Linked DNA regions of Mus musculus: regions 1 and 2 are each linked to region 3. Evidence: chromatin loops called from intact Hi-C (ENCODE). Cell type or tissue: heart. All regions are shown on one strand.

What was found. Hi-C counts contacts between places; a loop is a spot of excess contacts. Peaks named below come from ENCODE experiments on the same cell type or tissue, not always from the same donor. Only the 100,000 strongest peaks of a DNase experiment are listed, where the experiment ranks them.
Region 1: it touches region 3 in a loop (2.8-fold over the local background); 5 of 42 quality-filtered maps call a loop at or near these places.
Region 2: it touches region 3 in a loop (5-fold over the local background); 12 of 42 quality-filtered maps call a loop at or near these places.

What each region holds. Positions count from the first base shown.
Region 1 is chr1:152,037,809-152,040,308 of GRCm38, forward strand. The region is part of intron 1 of 1700025G04Rik (RIKEN cDNA 1700025G04 gene); the gene reads right to left. Among named protein-coding and RNA genes, the nearest start is that of 1700025G04Rik, 51 kb to the right of the region's middle. In heart, no CTCF peak of the experiment used is centred here; no DNase peak of the experiment used is centred here.
Region 2 is chr1:151,819,500-151,821,999 of GRCm38, forward strand. It overlaps Edem3 (ER degradation enhancer, mannosidase alpha-like 3), which reads left to right. Exons shown (of 20, transcript NM_001039644.2): 20 at 1-2,500. Among named protein-coding and RNA genes, the nearest start is that of Edem3, 65 kb to the left of the region's middle. In heart, a CTCF peak has its summit at 1,142 (motif pointing right); no DNase peak of the experiment used is centred here.
Region 3 is chr1:152,088,830-152,091,329 of GRCm38, forward strand. It overlaps 1700025G04Rik (RIKEN cDNA 1700025G04 gene), which reads right to left and starts at 1,491. Exons shown (of 6, transcript NM_197990.3): 1 at 1,103-1,491. In heart, no CTCF peak of the experiment used is centred here; DNase peaks (open chromatin) are centred at 302, 922, 1,512 and 2,062; H3K4me3 peaks cover 2,500 bases; H3K27ac peaks cover 2,500 bases.

The DNA.
Region 1 (2,500 bases), 51 kb before region 3:
ACACTTCTCTACAGGAACACACTCAATGCATCGACTGTCTCTCTTCTGGAAAGCTGCCTCGTTGCCTTTAACCTGTCTCTTGTGTATACCCCTAAAGAATAAATTTCTCTTCAACATTTATATCCAATATGCTCCAAAGCATTGAACATCCCCATGTACTAGAATTACCCTGTCATTAGAAATAAATATCATGTCTAAAACAAGGCAAGTTTTGAATTATAGAGCAGTAGTCTAAGGTAAAATTGACCCAGAAAAATAAACAGACTTTTCATTACAAAAGTGTACATCCAGATCCTGGCATTTAAGAACGAGTCTGTTCTCAATGCACACCTATAATGTGACTTTTGTTAGGGCGGATGCTAAGTCAAAGGCCAGCAAGTGATGCCAGTGCAGAGACCGCAGACAAGCAACCACTGCAGAGAACAAGAGAAAAGGCGACAGATGAGCTTTTATAGGAAGCTGTGTCACCTGACAGGCCCAGCTCAAACATTTCCTCTGCTGGAAGCGTTCCCCCCACACCGCATGGAAGTAGTAACCCAACACAGCTTGCTGTTTTCTCATTTGCATCCTGTCTGTCTCAGCACAAATCACAGTTCATGTGACCCTTGAACCAATGCTGAATCGTTCTAGGTGTTTCCACACTGAGAACTCAGCAGGTACCATCGGGGTCGCCTCAGATTGGAAACTCTTAATTTTTAGACGCCTTGTCTGCCTCCATCCACTGGGCTACCCTTCTCCCTGTGAGCATTCAGTGTTCCCTGAGTGACAGCATAAAGTAGTTCTCTCGTTCTCTTCATGACAATCATGTGACCTGCACATGTTTTCTGCATAGCTATTGCACGTTCATCTTCAGATTAAAAGGAACTAGATTAGAATTGAATATGACTCCCTCCAGAGTCTCCCAGCTAGTAAGCGGGTGACCTGGAGCCTGCTGTGGTTGAGAATAACGGACTGGAGCAATGGTGAGCATAACTCTGGGGACAGAACTCAGAGAAAGGGTCAGAGATCTTCCTTTGCCTGGGATCTCTACGTAAAGCGGCATCATGAGAAGGAAGAACTATGAGTTAGAGCTAACACCTTCAGATGAAAAGCGTGTTAGCAGTCTGCACTCCCCAGGAAAAAGAATTCTTTCATTGAAAGAACTTTAATATCTGCTTATTCTAGAAAGCCAAGCTGAGATTCGAGTCACTATGGGAAACGCTGTCCTTGTGCAGACCCCACCGAGGGCAGGACATCCCACTTCCTACTCAGGGCACACATCAGGCTCAAGATCCCCTCGAATGGCCATCTTTCAGACTCTGCTGAGCTATCTTGGCCCAGTGACCTGTTTCAGAGTCACCACATCAGCATCTCAGAGTGCCCTGTCTCCAGATATTCTGCAATGGCCAGCACAACAAAGGGCACTGATGGAATGACAACATTCTAGAGACTTCACTACCGTCCCTTAGAGAGGACCAGGGCAGCTTCGGGAGAAAGGGTGCAACACCCAGAGAAATAAATCAACAGTCTAATTACAGGGAAAGAATGTGGAATGAATTCTCCCAGTATACCCAAACAGGATAGGGTATATAGGGATGTAGTATCTCAACACTTGGGAGGCTGAGGCAAAAGGATGCTGAGTTTGAGGCCAGTCTGGAATACAGAGTGAGACCATGAGGTCAGAAAAAGAAGCAAAAGTAGGAGTGGACACAATGCTGCTTTCTCAGGTACAGTATTTACAAAGGAATTTTACATTGTAGGCTCTGGCACCAACCGCAAACTCATGAAAGTAGATTGCCACAGGGCGTGGAGCCTTCTGGTAGAGGGGGAAAGTTGTCACGGTATTTATAGACTTTTTCCCCCCAGTGGAATATAAAATCCAGTACTCAGGGGTGAACACACTTCAGGCTGTAAAACACATTGGAGTGCTTCTTGTCAGCCCCAGGCCCCAATCCATGAGCCAGCTAGGGAAGAAGGCCCTGTCATACACATACTGGTCTCACCCAGAGCTGAGTGTGCAGGGCGCACCGCCCACAGAAATAAAACAGACTGTGGCAGTGAGAATGGAAGTGTTAAATAAACGATACAGCGACTTTGCACCTAAGCGTTAGGGAAGGGCCTGGGAGTGGGAAATCTCCAGGAAAGGCATGGAGGCTTTCTCCACTTCCCTTGGTTCGCCTTTGATTCACACTCAAAACCCAGACTACTGCTATTACCAACTTCAAATTACAATGCCTCGTGTGAAAATAAGCCGGGGGAGAATGGAGCCAATTCTTTTAAAATGACAACGTCATATGGTGTTTTAATTATCTAAAATACTGACGGTCAAACACCAAATTCTGACTTCCTCGTAACAGTCACACATGGAATTATCGACTCACACGGTGACAATATAAACTGATAACATCATAATCTTTTCATTTATAGCTTCCTTTTTTTCAAACACAGACATTTTTTTTTTCATCACAGAATATATCCAAGAAGATAAGATAATAAGGATCACCTGACATGTGACAAGAGA
Region 2 (2,500 bases), 270 kb before region 3:
TTCTCTTAAGGTGGTTCCTCTAACCATCAGCCTTACTCCATCCATTTTAGTATGCAGTTTGAGATGGAAGGCTCGTCTCCAAGCCCTGCTCCATCTCCCTATCTTATAGAGCCATGAGAAACCATGGTAGTAGACTGTAGTCCCGGGGTGACTACTGTCTTTCTCCTTTGAAGCTGGAGTCTGTCACATTTTCTGTTAAATCATGGGTTTAGGTTTGTTTTGTTTTGTTTTAACAAATACTCCTTCCTTCTAATGTGGACTTGAAAATTAGTCTCTGGTGACCTGTGTAAAAACTATATAGCCATATAAGTAAAAGAAAAAGATTTTTTGGGGGTGTGTGTGGCAGTCTGGAGCTGGTCACATTTAATTATTTTTGGTTTTGCTTATTGATACTTCTACATTGAAATCATGGTTTTATTCATTTTATTTATTTTTGAACTTGTTTTAATTGCTTCTAAAGGAATATTTGAGGGACTTCATTCCTTTTTACCATGGCATTACACAGTAACTTTTCTCTACAACGTGGTTTTGAGGTACTGAATGACTTAGGTTATCTATGGAGCCATGAATGACAGCAGTGCTGTGCTGTAGTTGTGTAAGTTCATGTCTTAGGTCCCAGGTAAGCGTGCCCTTTTATAAGGGAATAAATACCTGTTTTCAAAAGGTCCAAATAAATGATTGGTCAGTGAGTGATGAATCTTAGAGAATTCCTTGGGGCCGGGGTAGCATGGCAAGGCCTTCATTAACTCGTAGTTAAACCTGACAGCAAACATGGGTATTTTAGTCTCTCTGCATGGGAAGTTTGGTGTGAGAAGATAGAACCGTAATACATAGAGTATACAGAAGGGGAGATGTGCTTCGTTTTATTTCATTGCAAAGCTGCCAAAATAGCTGACGCTTAATTACTTGACTTGATTTCTAGGACTGGGGCTTGGAGGAAGGGAACAGATGTTCCTTGGCGACTTTGATTACAGAAGCCTTCTATGGATTGATTTTGTATTTGTAGCTCAAAGCCATTGTTGACTAAATCAAACTCTGCTAAGTTATCAAAGCCGCATATTTTTTTCCTTTGAGAACTTAAGGGCATGAAGGGGAGCCCATGGCACATTAGGAAAAGCCAGCGACTGCCACTTACATTCCTTTGGCCACTAGGAGGAGCTGTTGCCCTTCATTAAGGCACCTATTGATTTGTTTAGGAAAACCAAATCCTTTAAAGAAATAAATTTAAGACATTTTACTTACTAACTAGAAGGAATAATACTCAGTTCCCCCTACTTAAGAAAAGAGGAATACGTTCAGCGTCAGAACACAACATTCTAACTGAGTCTCCATCCATTTTTGTATTTGACATACTGCCTGCCACAAAGTAGTCTTTTGAGTTCACTAGGAAATTCCAACAGCATAGATTTTTAAAAAATTTTTTTTTCATTGTTGTTGATGTTTGTTAAAAACCTTTCATAGATATTTTATTTACTTGCTGAAGATTCAGGGACTTCTGAGACCCTGAGTTTAGAAACATCTGGTCTACCTCAGTTAAATGTTGACTGCTTAGAAATAGAGCTGAAATGATCACCACAGCCATAAAATTGTTTGACTAAGAAAGATTTATATAATGTTTACAAACCTGGAATCAAGTGCGGATATTACCTGAAAGCTAAAGGTTAGCTGTTAAGAGCAAGTATTTAATTCAGGTATTTTTCAAGTTTTAAAACTTGTTTACCAAGTAAAATTAGGTATTTTTTTTCTTCACATAAAAACTCCATTGAAATTATATGCCCTAATTTGCAATATTTTCCCCATAAAATTTAAATGTGAAAGAACAGTAATTTACTAGATATGTTTTGGGTGGGGTATTTTGTTAAGTAGGTTTTCTTTTTTCTCTTTAACCTATGTAATAAGCTTCCAAAAAAAGTATAATTGTTTTAGAACAAATTATTTTGTAATTTTCCTTTTCCTTTTTCTTTACAGTATTAGATACTTTTAAGTGAAAAATTATGCACTCTCTGACTTCAATTTCACTAATGTAATTATTTTCTCGGGAATTCTTTTAGATCTAAATTACCATCATATTAACTTTTCTTATACAAAGCCAGCGTTTGTTCTCTCACCAGACTCCATGCCAGATCCATCATAAGAAAGCTCAGCCTAAGTAATTCAAATAGTGCTTACAACTTTAGGGGGAGGGAGGGTAGCATTCAGTCAATACTCCAACTGGTTGTTTATGCACAAGGCTACAGTCAGAACATAGAAAAAAAACATTCTGTGAATGAAACATTGTATGTTCAGATTTTATAAAAGACATTTTTAAAAGCCCAATTTACAGCCGTATATTTTCTTATGATGTAATTTATGAAAAAGCTGTCTGTACTAACAGGTGCTGTAACACTACTGTCGTTGGGTTTTGTTGTTTGGTGATAAATGTATACAATATTTCTAATGGAAACTATGTACTGTGATGTAAAAGTCTGGGCAAAATGTATATAATCCTTGTATATAATTG
Region 3 (2,500 bases):
TCAGGGTGTATCACTTTCAGAGCTGCAGAGCAACTGAACTTATGGCTGTCTTCCAGCCACACAGAGCATAAGCTCTATTTTAAAACACTCTTCCGAACTCACAGGCGATGAAGGTATCTCCTAGGTTGTCAGCTTCCGACTGGAAACAAATCACTTCCCTCTCAAACTGTGCTTGCTCCCTCAAGATTACTGCGTGTTTGGGTGTGTATATTTTTATCTTGGGCCAAGCAACTCCACAGGCAAAGATAGGCACCCCCCAAATGTTATCAACATGCCTGAGCCATTCAGAGCCTTCGCAAGAGGAATGAATGGGCGATGAAAGCTCTTCGGCCTAAGGACTTCTCCCACACACACATGACAGAGGGGTATAAAAAATATCTCTCTCTGGAGGGAGGGGGCAGGGCGGATGATAGGGAAGGACATTAAGCAGCAAAGGCAGCCCAGCCGCCGCGGCACTTCTCGAACTGCCTGCAGAGGTGGAAAGGAATCTGCTCATGTAATACAACCAAGCACCCTCCGGCTGCCGCGCAAGGGCACGAATAATAAATACACCCAGGAAGACAAGCAGATGTACAGAAAACAAGCCACCCCAAAAAGGTCAAAACTTCAGAAATCTCGGGGATCATATCCCCCACACAAACGCATCCATCAGTGGGAACGAGGGAAGGGACTTGGAGACTTAGCCAAAGATTCTAAATTTGGGTGTCTTTTTTTTTCCTTCCCAGCTCCTGCTTGCAAAGTAACAGTGGCTACAGGCAAAGCTAGAGAAGAGCAGGAAGGCTGAGGGCGGCGCGGGGTGCGGGTGGGAAGGGAGGGGTGTCTCACACCAGCCACCCAGGCCTCGATGTGACGAAAGTCGTCAGCAGCCCTAACCGCATCCCAACCCCTCCACCCTGCAAGCAGACGCCCCCCTCCAACTCCCCCAGCCTGGCTCCGGTCCCTTGCAGCGAGCAGCCCCAGCAGCCCCGCAGCGGCAGCCCCAGCCAGAGAAGAGCGCCGGCAGCACCGGGATCGCGGCTCCCATCCCTTCGGCAGACACCCCGCAGGCCTCCCTCCTCGCCCACCCGGGATGCCCAGCGCGCCGGAGGTGGCCCCCGCTTACCTTGGGCGCTCGCGGGGGGGGGCTGAAGGTGGCAAGCCCCCCGCCCCCCGCCCCTGGCCTCCTCGCCTCTTCTCTTCCTCCCTCCTCCACGTCCTCCTCTTCCTCCTCCCTACAGTGTGGCCGGGGCTCCCCCTCCTCCCCGCCGCCTGGAGTAAAAGCCGAAAACCCCGGAGCCGGGCCCGCGTGCGTGCGTGCGGGAAGGCGGCGCGCGGCCAGCTCTCTCCAGTCACTGAGCGCGGCGCGCGGCTCGCGGCAACTAAAGTGTGAAAGAAGCGGTGGCCGCGGCGGCCGCGCCACGGAACGGCCCCCCGGGAGTGGGCAGGGAGCGAGCGGGAGCTGGCAGACTCGGAGCGAGGAGGGAGGGGACCTCCGCGCCCAGGCGCTCACTCGAGGGGCGGGGGCAGCCAGACACTCCCCCGCCGCCCGTCCCCTCCCCTGCCCGGCTCCCGCGCGCGGCCCGCTCTCCTCCCCCGGGGCGGGGCCTGCGGAGGCCGCCGGGCGCGGCGCTCGGGGAAGAGGGGCTGGGCAGCCAGGGCTGCGGGGAGGGAGAAGGGTGGGCTCGCTTGTGTCTGTCTGTCGGCCTGTGTGTGCGTGCGTGCGTGCGTGTGTGTGCTGTAGGGAAAAGAGGAGCGAGCTTAGTGTGTGCATGCACACGCGTGCTGCAGGGAGGGCGAGTTGTGTGTGTGCGTGTGTGTGTGTGTGTGTGTGTGTGTGTGTGGTGTGTGCTCTGCAGGAAGGGCGGACTGTGGGTCTGTGTGGCGGGTGTGTGTGGTGTGTGTGTGTGTGATTTCGCGCGCACCCGTGCAAACTGGAGGACAGACCCAGATAGGAAGGCTGTATCCTGCCTGGCCTTCCAGGGACCTGTCACTTGGTTGATGGTGTGGGTGCCGACAGAGGCTTCACTAGGATTGAGGCAGGAACCGGGAGAGGAGAAGTCTGTCAGGCAGATCGACAGCTCTGGGACGCACAGAGGGGTTGTGGCTGCTTGGAGCTAACTCGGGAAGGCTGCACAGCCTCGCCCTACCCCTCCCTGGCCGCCGGGAAGAGCCAGCCGCAGCCAAGGCCGGGAGACCCACCTCTGAGCGTCTCCACCTTGTCTCCCAGCTGCAGCGCCTGCAAGATGAAAGAAGGAAGACGCTTCTGCGACTTAGAAAAAGCTGAAACCTGCCGAGGAAAGATGCGGATGCCCTGCTCTGCTTTCCCCACCCTCCCAAGCCTCTGTGGACAGAAGGGGCGAGGCCGCGCCAGCTGAGAGATTGATAAAGGACCTAAAAAGATCGTCCCTGGCCAGAGGGCCAGTTCTTTGTGGACCCCCACAGGGCAACCAGTTTCCTTCACTTTAGGAAGGCATATTTTTTTCCTCATCCCAGGCATACTGGGCCTTTCGTGTGCACACTG